2 separate regions of the Homo sapiens genome follow, and region 1 is linked to region 2. A link is a contact called in ENCODE Hi-C or POLR2A ChIA-PET data. All regions are on one chromosome and are shown on one strand. Each heading gives the region's core, a stretch centred on a gene start or an enhancer-like site at or near the end of the contact. The rest is flanking DNA. Distances are from core to core; before and after follow the strand shown. Region 1 has its middle 120 kb from the start of LINC02458. Region 2 has its middle 20 kb from the start of LINC02458.

The links. Hi-C counts contacts between places; a loop is a spot of excess contacts on that map. ChIA-PET counts read pairs that join two places held with the same protein, here RNA polymerase II (POLR2A). Pooled maps may share reads with other maps.
Region 1: a loop to region 2 is called in a pooled map, with 5 times the contacts of the local background. The contact joins two enhancer-like sites. A Hi-C loop is called at or near these places in 1 of 168 maps with a recorded cell type or tissue (Right ventricle myocardium superior) and 8 of 50 pooled maps. POLR2A ChIA-PET finds 5 or more read pairs at or near these places in 2 of 52 experiments (H1 and activated CD4-positive, alpha-beta memory T cell).

The regions. Positions count from the first base shown.
Region 1 is chr12:89,132,261-89,137,582 of GRCh38, forward strand. No RefSeq gene overlaps it. Among named protein-coding and RNA genes, the nearest start is that of LINC02458, 120 kb to the left of the region's middle. Within about 2 kb of position 3,876, at least 3 of the 41 ENCODE cell types and tissues checked have a DNase peak (open chromatin) inside an H3K27ac peak, as active enhancers do.
Region 2 is chr12:89,037,045-89,042,956 of GRCh38, forward strand. No RefSeq gene overlaps it. Among named protein-coding and RNA genes, the nearest start is that of LINC02458, 20 kb to the left of the region's middle. RefSeq lists an enhancer at 2,030-2,099. Within about 2 kb of position 3,272, at least 4 of the 41 ENCODE cell types and tissues checked have a DNase peak (open chromatin) inside an H3K27ac peak, as active enhancers do.

The DNA of each region.
Region 1 (5,322 bases), core at 2,626-5,125, 96 kb after region 2:
ATGTAGCAGTACAGAAAGTTATGCCTTCCACCTGTGATGACTGATCCTAGAACCTGCAGACAATGAGTCTAAGCTGAATACAAACAATAATTATCCAAGTAAAGAGCCCTTGTTCAATTCAATGGCGGTTCAATTCAACAGCGGCTCTTAATGAAACACTAATCTCTTCCCATTGATCACAGAAGAGTTATTTTAATTTCTGTATCTTTGACATTCTGCTTTTGGGTGCAGGAAAATCCTTGCCCGAAATATATGCTATAGGGAGGTAGTGTGGAGTGAGGTTCAGGGAGAGGGTTCTGGAGTCAGCTTGCCAGGGAGAAGCCAAGTCCAACTCTCGCGTTGAGTTGCTTACTAACTGGACATCCTCAGGCAAGTCACTTAAACCCACAACAGCCACTGTTGTTCACTAGTCGGCTTGAAGTATAGCTAGTACCTAGATCATAGGATTGTAGTGAGAATTAAGTTAGACAAAATGCTGAGAACAGTGGCTAGCAAAAAGTAAGCCCTCAATAAGTTGCAGGTGCAATTAATAGGAAAGAAGATTATAAGATTTGGTGCTTTTCTTGTCAGCATGAAAATTGAGGTGTTCACATTTATTAGGCATCTTCTCAAGGCTAAGCTTTGACTTCAACAATCCTGTGATATTAGATATGATTACCTCTATTTTTCAAATAAGGAAATCGATGATTAAAGAAGTTACAGTAACCTTCCCAATATCACACAGTGAGTGGCAAACTTGAAATTTGAAACAAAGGTGGAGTAATCCCAAAGTCTTCTTTCTTTCTACCCCACAACTTCATTATGCATGTTTCAAAGACCTTTCCTAGCTACCCTATAAAACTGTAATCCTACCTCCTAAAGGTCAAGCTAATAGTATCTGTCCATTTCTAGCCAAATGGATTCAGTCTAGTGTGGAAACATACTATATCAGAATAATATGGGAAAGGGATCCAAAGCCATCTTGATTATAGAATGTAACTTTCACCATGGAGGAGGGAGGAACTTACAGATAGTTTAGGTTTTATAGTTACCCCATAGAAATACATCTTCCCAAGATTATTCTGAAATGTGGAAGTGATTCAACGAAAAATGAAGACTTTTTTTGGTGGCATGTACAGGGAGAAAGACAAAGAAAAATGCACACTAAGAGAGAAATGAAAGAAGGAAGAGCAGAGAGAGAGAAAGAGAGAAAGAATTCATTTCATCCCAAAAGAATTGCAGAGGAATCACAAGACCCTATACATCAATATGGTGTATCCAAGGACGTTGAGAAGGAAAGTGATGGGTTCAGGACGCCAGGGTGTGGAAAAGGCCAGCTAGCCTGATAACACAGTACCAAAAGTCCTTTCTTCTTCCTATATTCTGTATCCAGCCCAGCGTTTAAAAGCCTCAAAAAATCAGCCCTCTTAGAAGAAAAACTGAGAAGCCACTCTAGATGTCCTAGAAGAAAGATAAATAAAAGTGCTGTCAGAGGTCATGATGGGACCTCATCTCCTTCTCCTCTGTCTAGTATAAAGGGTCCCACTTCTTCCATGGCTGCAGAATTGCAAGTCTGGTAAAAGCCTCCAGGATGGAGTGAAAGGAAAGGTGAGAAGAAGATGGTTAGAAAGTCTAGAAGGTGAGTGAGCTGGGATAACTGGGCCATATTTCCTAGGATTCACTACCTTAATCAGTGAAATTCTGGGATTAGAGTGCCTTCCCTCACTCTGCAGATTATCTGAACTTTAATGTTTTCACATCTTAGAAGATGACTTGGTTTCCGTTACAAAGTATCCAGTGTTTTTTATATATCCATCTCCCACATTCTCAAGTACATAAGGTGAGATTGTGGTGATAGTTCCATGTTTATGCATTTGGAAGAGAACCACAGCTTTTTCAGGAGCCAAGAAACAATACCATAGAAGAAGCGCTATTTACAAATAATTAAAATGCACACATGCATGTACACATACACACACACACACACACACACACACACACACACAGAGAGAGAGAGAGAGAGAGAGAGAGAGAGAACAGATGCAGAGAACAGACTCAGCCCTCTTAGAAGCATGTCAATGGAGGCATGTCAACACTCAATGAACAGGACGGCCAAAAGCCAGGAAGGTGAACTCACCTTTGGAACTGATAAGAGTCATTGTTTAGCTTTCCATTGTTCTTTGTTTTGATCTAAGGCTGCCTCTCCTATCACTTTCCCCTTGTCACAGTCTCTCATTGTCAGCACTGAGACTGAAGAAAATTGTTCCTTCCATGTAAGAGCAATACACTCCCCTCCTTTTGTCTTTTTCAGGAAATTAGTAGCTCATGTTCCACTAACTGGAGTGTTTTGCCTTATCTCATTCTTATAAGTGAAGTGGGAATTTCAATGCCATAACTTAGAATTATTCTGTCCAATTCACCCTAAATGGATCCTGTTCTCATTGCAACATTTATCTCTAGGCCTCACTAAAGATAATATTCAGGCTTACGTACAGGCACACAATTGTCCTCTCTTCGGCAATGAGGTCTTTAGAAATGTGATGAAATGTGACAGGTTTTTGAATTAGGCTCTAGAAACTGTTTCTTTTATGACTAAATGGATTTCTTGCCATTTTAGAAGCCAGTCTCTACACTGTTTTAAAATTTACTTTAAAGAAGGACCTGGGAAACTCTGGGATTTCTAAATAGACAATACTTGCTCATTGTTCCAGAACCATCTTACAGGCGTTCATTACTTTTTCTGATATTTATTTGAAACTTGAGGCTTAAAAATAACATCTAGTCGTCAGATGGAAGCTTCAATGTACTCTTTCATTATGTAAGTACTAAGGATGATACAAACAAAAAAAAATGCAGGCTAAGGTCATGGCTTTTTACAGTGTACAATTGAGGTTCAAGAGAAAATTTATAGCACTAAACCTGGGTGACATTCTTCCATGATGCACTAGTCCACCCAATTGAATTTTTCATGACTGGCATCCGTTTTGATTGGTTGGAATATGTGCTATGTTAATGGTTAAGTATTTTACCATCTAGCTCAATTCTTTATTTCAAAAATACATCAAGCCTCAAAGAAGTTCAATGATTTTTCCCGGAGTCATACAGATATTAGATAGCCAAGAGTGGGTCTGGTCATTTGAATTCTACTTCAATATCCTTTTCACTAACATATAATCATCCAATTATGTGCAACCATGACCTATGTTCTATTAAGACCCCACTGTTACGATAACAAAAGAAGGGCCTTATAAATCAATATCATAGCTTAATTATTTTATAGCATTTAACATACCGTAAAAACACATAGACTGTTATAGCTTATAATAAACACAAATATCTTTTCTCTGACCATAGCATAATAGAAACTAAGCTCAGAAGGATTTATCTAGGAACAAAAGAAGGAAATTGAAATGTACTAGTTTCTCTGGATTTAGTCCTGATTGTCACTGATAATTCTGTGACTTTGTGCATGTCCTTAGTTTTCACATAGGAAACTGGGCAAGTCTAAAAGATAGGTGCTTCAGTGAGATTCTCAGGTGAGTGGTTGAATTAGGTGACAATTAAGATCCATTTCAACACTGAGATTATATTATTACCTGATCTGTATACCAGGAAATTAATTTAAAAGACCCTCCTCACTGACCCTATCAAGGAGCCCTACTTCCAGCACAGATGATCACAGTGAATTCCACCCACAAAGCAGCTCTGATACGGAGAAAACCAACTCACAATTTCTAACAAGCCATTGTAGCAAAGACTGTTTGCCTTCCACCAATATTTATGTGCTCCTTCTTTTTACTATTAATAATATAATTCCCCACCCAAATTTTCACTAGGTTCAAAGCTTTCCAACTTTAGATGGCAATTCCTAGGCTCTCTTGCAACTGGGTGTGGTTTTGTGACTAAGTTCTGACTAACAACCTGTGAGCCAGAAATGATGTGTTAAGGGTTCTTGTAGATTTTGCCCTTAACTAGAAGAGATGTGCCCTTCACTTCCTCTTTTCCCCTTCTCACCAGCTAGAGAAGAGTTGCTATAGCCAATTTGGACACAGAGATGGAAGCTGTGTGTTAAATATAACAGAGTTAATATAACAGCCCTGCATTGCCTATTCTGGACAGACACATGAGGGAGAAACTTATTTTGTTTAAGCCACTGCACCATGAGTCTCTATTTTAACAGCTTAGATGTTTTGCCCAATGGCACAGTTATAGTGAGTTCTGCCATGGAATACAAATGAGGACTCCAAGAAGAATGCATCAGTCTTAGATTCTATTCAGTATTACCTGCCTACAGCATTCCAGTTCCACTTACACAGAAATACTTTTAATCATAAACTAAGACATCTCAAGCTTCAGAATTTATAGGAAGATTTGCTGATTCCTAGGGCCAATGACAGTTTTAACCCAATATATGCTTTAAAATAATTAATGGTAGAATGAGTCTTTACAGTTAACATATTGTAGTCAAATATTACTTTTCAAAAATTCCAATGTCAATAAATAGTCCTTCACTACAGAAACACAGTGCTTTAAATAAAAACAGTAGGGTCACCAGAAACAAAGTTGTCAGTGTTGGGTTGCTATAGCTACCAGGTTATCTTTATAAAAGTGTGTCTTCAAATGGAAGAGATTTGTGAATCCTGAAATCCCAGGAATGTGAGGACCAGAATCTGCTAAGTTTTCTGCCAGCATACTACCAGAATTATCCACAAAAGTTTCACTTACTGGTCAGTTCACTGCCACGTCTCTCCTTCAATGCTGGGCCAATTTAGAAATCATTATGTCAGTATTGTTAAATCAAGTTTTGTCTAAAGCTGCCTCCTTACATATTTTAAGTTTGCCCTAAAGTTTTTTCTGTATATCATAAACTATAACCTATGGAGTTCTATACAGACTCTAGTATACTCTTGTACCAATAACCGAGTTTTGGCCAATCAAAAGTGGCCAGCTGTCCAAACTGTGTTCAAATGAGACAAACATCGAGCTGTAACCAATCTGGATGTTTCTGTATCTCACTTCCATTTTCTGTATGTCACTTTCCTTTTTCTGTCCATAAATCTTCTTCCACCACGTGGCTGCACCGGAGTCTCTGAGCCCACTCTGGCTCGGGAGGCTGCCTGATTTGCAAATCATTCTTTGCCCAATTAAACTATTTTAAATTTAATTTGGCTAAAGTTTTTTTTAACAGTATGTAAGCCAAGACCTGATATTCTAAAACACCTGCTTAACAATAAAGAACGAGCCGAATTTGTGCGGTATATTTCTATACCTTGGAACACTACTCAACAATAAAAAAGAATGAAATAATGGCATCTGCAGCAACCTGGTTGGAACTGGAGACTA
Region 2 (5,912 bases), core at 2,022-4,521:
GTAAAAGCCTCTTTTTAAAAAAAGAAAATGACTAATTAGCAATGGGACTGTAGATTGTGTTTTACTATGATGTAAGTTCTGATTATTTGGGGTATTTTTATATTCTCATAATGAAGATTGCTAATACTATCTTATCTAAAGCAATTTTGAAGAAATACATATTTCTTTACCCAAAATAATTCTTCATAGACACTGTCATTTTGGATAATAAAAAGCAGATAAAACATTTTATAAATAACTATTTAAACATTTATTATTTATTACTCTATGATTTTCCTTTGCGATATAAATTAAAGGGAGATTAGGAATCTTTGGAATATTTTAGTTCTTTGAGTATATGGATCATGAAATCCATCTCATGCTTTTTCTTCCCATTAAACATTGAAAACAGGTTATTAAAATAGACACACCGATGATATCTACCAACGACTTCTAAAGTCCTTGTATCCTCATGATATATATTAAATATGTATTCTTATATCCTATTGAGTAATCAGAAAATGTCATCAGTAAACCTGCATAACTGAAATGAATTCAGCATAAAAGTAAGGAGTCTCAGAATTAGATAGAAGTGTCAGCTCTCATGGGCTTCTTCACTTGGGCATCCTAAAAGCTATTTTAATTCAACATTCCCCAAACTGAACTCAACATCCCCTTCTACCCTTCTCCAACCTACTCTTCCTCTAGGTTTTCCATTCTGAATGGCAGCAGCCCCGCCTCCCACCTCTTCACCCTGGTTGTGAGCCTGGTTACTTTTCCCCCTCCCTCCTCACAATCAGCAAATTTCTACATCTTGACAGTCACTCTTTAAATATCCCTTGACTTCGGTCAGAATACCACCACCTAAGTCTATACATCCAACCTCTGTCACGTGGATACCGGAAATTATTTCTTAGCTAATCTCCTGCTCTGCTCTCATTTCTCTCCTCGCCATTGACACCTAGTTTCTTAACTATCACTTATGAGACTCCTGTGCTCAAAATTGTTCTTTTGCATCTCACTCCCTATAGGATGAAGACCATACACCTTAGCATGGAGTAAAATATTAGGTTGGTGTAAAAGTAATTGCAGTTTTTGCCATTACTTTCAAGAAAACTTTCATTGCTTAGATCCTCAAAAAAAAAAAAAAAAAAAAAAAAAAAAAAAAAAACTTACATTTTGCTGGTTGTGCATAAGTGCCCTGAACTTGGCCATTCTGAACTCTTGGAGGTTTGCTTCAAATATGGCATGCCCCTTCACAGCTCTGCACCGGCTCATCTACTGTCCTTACCAACTAAATTAGCTCCCCGCAACTTATCTGCCAATAAACTTCTGCTTGTTCTTTAAAAGGCTCTCTTCAGCTGCCCTTTCCTAATAACCCTGCTTTGCTCCAAGAGGCACTCCTTTCTCTCCCTGTACAGCATCCATTATGCTGACTTTACTTGTTTGTCTCCCTCGTTAAATGATAAGCTCTTTACGGGCTTCTTGTTCATAATTGCTTTCTGATAAATGAATGGTTCTAGGCTAACATTTTCCCCTGTCAAAGGAGGTAATTTAGCTCCAGAGAGGTTGAGCAACTTGCCCAAGGCCACATAGCTGAATAACAGACAAGCCATCCAGGAAGACACCACAGGCCTCCAGATGCCAGCCTAGTAATTACTGTCTGCATCCAGATGCTTTCATATTTAGCATAATCATATCTTACAGCAACAGCTTTCCCTGAGTTTTCTATGTTTACTAGTAAACTATTACTGTTGAATCAACTTTTTTTTTTTCACCAATGCCTTGATTTTCTCTTGGGAAACTACCTCTTACATATTCTCAGTGCTGTAATTAAAACAGGGCCGGCTCCATACCCTGACTTCAGAAAAAGGTAAGTGACACAGGGCTGCCCAATGGGAGTGCTATGTCCTCTGAGCAAATCAGAGACAATGAGCGTCAGCCCAGGACTTGAGAAAGAAAAGCTCTGTTTCCACTGGGCTATGAAGCTGAACTGAGAGAATAGACTCAGAAAGAAGTCAAAAGAGAGAAACACAGAGTTGAGAGATTTCTGAGGAAATGGTTTGAACACCTCCAGCCAGTCATTTCATATGCCAATATGGGGAAGTTTTGTCATGTGTTGACTTGGCTAAGCTACACTCTGTCACTCAGAATCCCCTTTGCTATAAATGTCTGATTAGAGTGGAACGCAAAAGACATTTTGCATGGGATTCAGAAGGTGGAGGTGAAGGCAACCACATTGTTTTTATGTCTGAAAGGGCTGGGCAGGGGCACCAGGTTCTGCTGCAGTGCATGTGCTTTGTCAGTTATCTACTGACTTTCCTTTGTTGTTGTGAGTCAACAGCCAGATTTACATCTACTCCACCTTCCCTCAGATTCTCTTACACTTTCACCGGCTCCTGGGCCAAGTGCATGTTTAGCTTGCACTTGGAAAGCATGACACTTGGAAAGATGACAAAGGGTGCCATCTTTCCTTCTGCAGGAAGGAGTTGACGTGGTCTGCAGATGATAAGACACAGACCAGGTTCCAGTCCATCCTCAGAGGTCAGATATATATATATATATATATATATATATATATATATATATATATCCCACTTTCCTGCTAGACAGCTAGCTCTGAAGTCTTCATGCTCCAGCATCAGAAATGAAGACAACAGCTATATGAAAACTCATGAACTAACCAGCTTTCAAAATTGCATAGATCTAATTCTTGTAATAAATCTCTTAGTGTGTGTGTGTGTGTGTGTGTGTGTGCGCGCGCACAGACACCTTTGATCGATTGAGCCGTTCTCTGATTGGACCCCAGCTGATACAGAATATTATCAAGTATCTTTTTCATTACATAGTTAATGTTTAAGTCAGTATGGTTTAAGTTTAAATTTAAGCCAGATGGAATTTGGTTTCTGTCACTTGCCACTAAAAAATGATTAATATGCAGGATTACCCTATTTTGACTAAGCAACTTGATATCCTGAGGGCAAGATCTGTCCTTCGCTTCTCCTTAAATCCCCAGCATGCAGCAAAATGTCAGATACATAGTAGGCACTCGACAGGCACATGTTGAATGAACTAACTAAAGGCCACAGAATAAAAATATTCTCTAGGGGACCCAGAGTTGAAGCCTCACACAATGTGAATCGTGTGGAAGATGAAATGCGAGATGAGAGGAACCCCATGCCTCTGCAGAAAGCCATGAAGATCCTGGGTCTGAGAAGCAGCTGGGCCTCCCACCTGGCCGCCTGGAGGAAGGCGCAGCACAGGCCTGACATCTCATGTTCACCACAAGCACAACAGGTGTCCTGGGGCCAGCCAGCCCTCGCACGGAAGCGAACTTCCTGTCACTGCCGACAGGGATTCACTAGATGTACATAACAGAAGTGGCGCAGGAAGGCATTTTTTCAATAGAAAATTTGAAAGCATATCAGATTCCTAGAAAAGGAAGCTTCTGAGAAGGTGATTTCACAGTAAGAAACCCCATGAATCATTAAAAGGATTTATATCTGAGATAAAACATAAATGTGAATCATTCTTTGTGCTTGTCTAGAACATTTTAAGAGAGCCTAAGGAAGTAAGTGGTTCATGGGAACCACAAAGACAAAAATTTCTCAACAGAAACCTTCCAAATGGTTTGACTGATATTCAGCATAAGTGAATCAGGCAATGAGCCAATTTATTTCCAAGAAGAAGCCTTCACAGAGAAAAAGATGTGACAATCACCTTGAATATTGAATCAAAATGGCAGAGGGCAGGCTAATCATGACCCCCAAAGATATCCAAGATCTAATCCTGGAACCTGTGAATATTACCTTATATAGAGAAAGCACATTTGAAGATGTGATTAAATTAAGGCTGTTGAGATGGGAAGAGTGTCCTGGATTATCCAAGTGGACCCTAAATGCAACCACAAGTGTACTCGTAAGAAGGAAAAAGAGGTAGATTTGACCATGGAGGAGATGGTGATGTGAAGAAGAAGTCAAGAGAGATTTGAAGATTCTGGCCTTGACAATGAAGTAAGGGGCCATGAGCCAAGAAATGCTATTCTAGAAGGTAGAAAAAATGTAAGAAAAGGGATTCTTCCTAGAGCCTCTGCTGGTGGTGGGATGGATGGGGGTGCATGGTCCTGCCAACACCTTCATTTTACCCTCTTAAAACCTATGTTGTACTTATACCCTCCCACCCCCGAGAACTGTAAGAGAACAAAGTGTGCTGTTCTAAGTCATCATGTTTGTGATGATTGGCAAAAGCAACCATGGGAACCTCATATTACGGACCAGACCCCAGAGCCACAGCTTGCTGGATGTAGAAAAGAGGAAACAGTGCTGAACATGGGCCTACTGGAAAGCAGGATGCTGCAAAGACCAAAGACTTACAGAAAAGAGTCCAAATTGGCTCCCCACCCCAAAGGGTACTCTTCTGAAATACAGAATAATCTGCAGCCCTCTATCCCTGCCCCAAAAGAAACCTCTCTTCTCTACATCAAGCATAAGAAAAATGCTTGATGGATTTCCTGGATCCACAACCATCTACTCTCCTAAATTTTTTTCTGGTGACCTTGGTATCTGTCCCATTGACTCGCCCCTTCCTTTCATCTCTATGCTTGGCTCCTTCTAATCGACATTTCACTTAGCTTGAAGGTTTCTTTCCCTGGCTTGACTTTGGCATATTGTCTTTAGGGTTCTACTGGTTCCATGTCTCATATCCCATTGGCCTGAGCAGCTCTTCTTCCATATTCAACCATGGTTCATGGAATCCCATCTGGAATTATCAGCCCAGCTCACCTTAGTTTTCTATGAAGAAGGTGTAGTGGAACAGAGAAAAGCACTGGCTCTGGAGCCAGAGAGAGACAAGATTTTGGAACCTGGCTCCACCTCTTGCTGATATGGATCCTTAGCTTCTTCAAAGGTTATTTTTCTAACCTATAAACTGGAGATAATACTTTCTTCATTGGGTTGCTGTGAAGATTAGAGATAATGTATAGAAATTGAGTATCCTTCTCAACACATATTAAATGCTCAATAAAAACCTGTTATTATAATCATAAATCAAGTGAATGGTTACTATTATACTTTCAGTTGAGAGTGTCTTTGCTGTGACTGTGGTCTCTGCAACACAGCCCCTCCCCTGAATCTACCTCCCCTAAGTGGTAGTCTCCTCTTAGGCAACTTGAGTACAACTCTTTTTTTCCCCTACTAGGAGAAGACCAAGCTCTGTATCAGTGAATCATAATAGAAGTAAAAATCCAATTTGGTTTCTTGTCTGACCATCTGGGTTTCTAAGAGAACAGAATGTGAAGTCAGACATTCTGGATTCAAATCCTAGTTCTATTTCTACTTTCTAGTTATGGCACTTTGGACACATTATTTATCTTCTCTGTGCTTCAGATATCCCATTGTAAAGTGGAGATAATAATAGTGACCAGCAACATAATAGAAAATTGTGGGAAGCAGTTGAACAGACACTTCAAAAGAGAATACATTCAAATGGCACAAAAAGTAAAGAAAAATACTCACACAATCAATCATCAGTTCAAAACACAATGAAATGCCACTACATACTCAGCAGAATAGCTAAATGAATATGACTAAGTCTTGGTGGAAAAGGGGAACAATTGAGATTCCTCTACACTGCAAATGAGTACAATACCATCCTGAGACCTGGCAAGAGGGTTCATTCTAGACCTGGTCCTACCTCACCTCATAAAGTAAGGAGCCCATGGAGCCAAACGAACATGGCAACTAAGAACCTTCTGTGGACTATAGTCCAAAACCAGGACTCCAGAATGTCCTGTCTGATTGGGTCTCTTCCCTAGGCCGATTTTCTAAAGGCAGACCACGTTGCTGGAATGTGTAAATCTTAGTCCAAGGGGTGGCCAAAGAAGGGTGGCATGGACAGAGCTTTCATATGCATATTAGGCTGGTTGCAATGTAAGA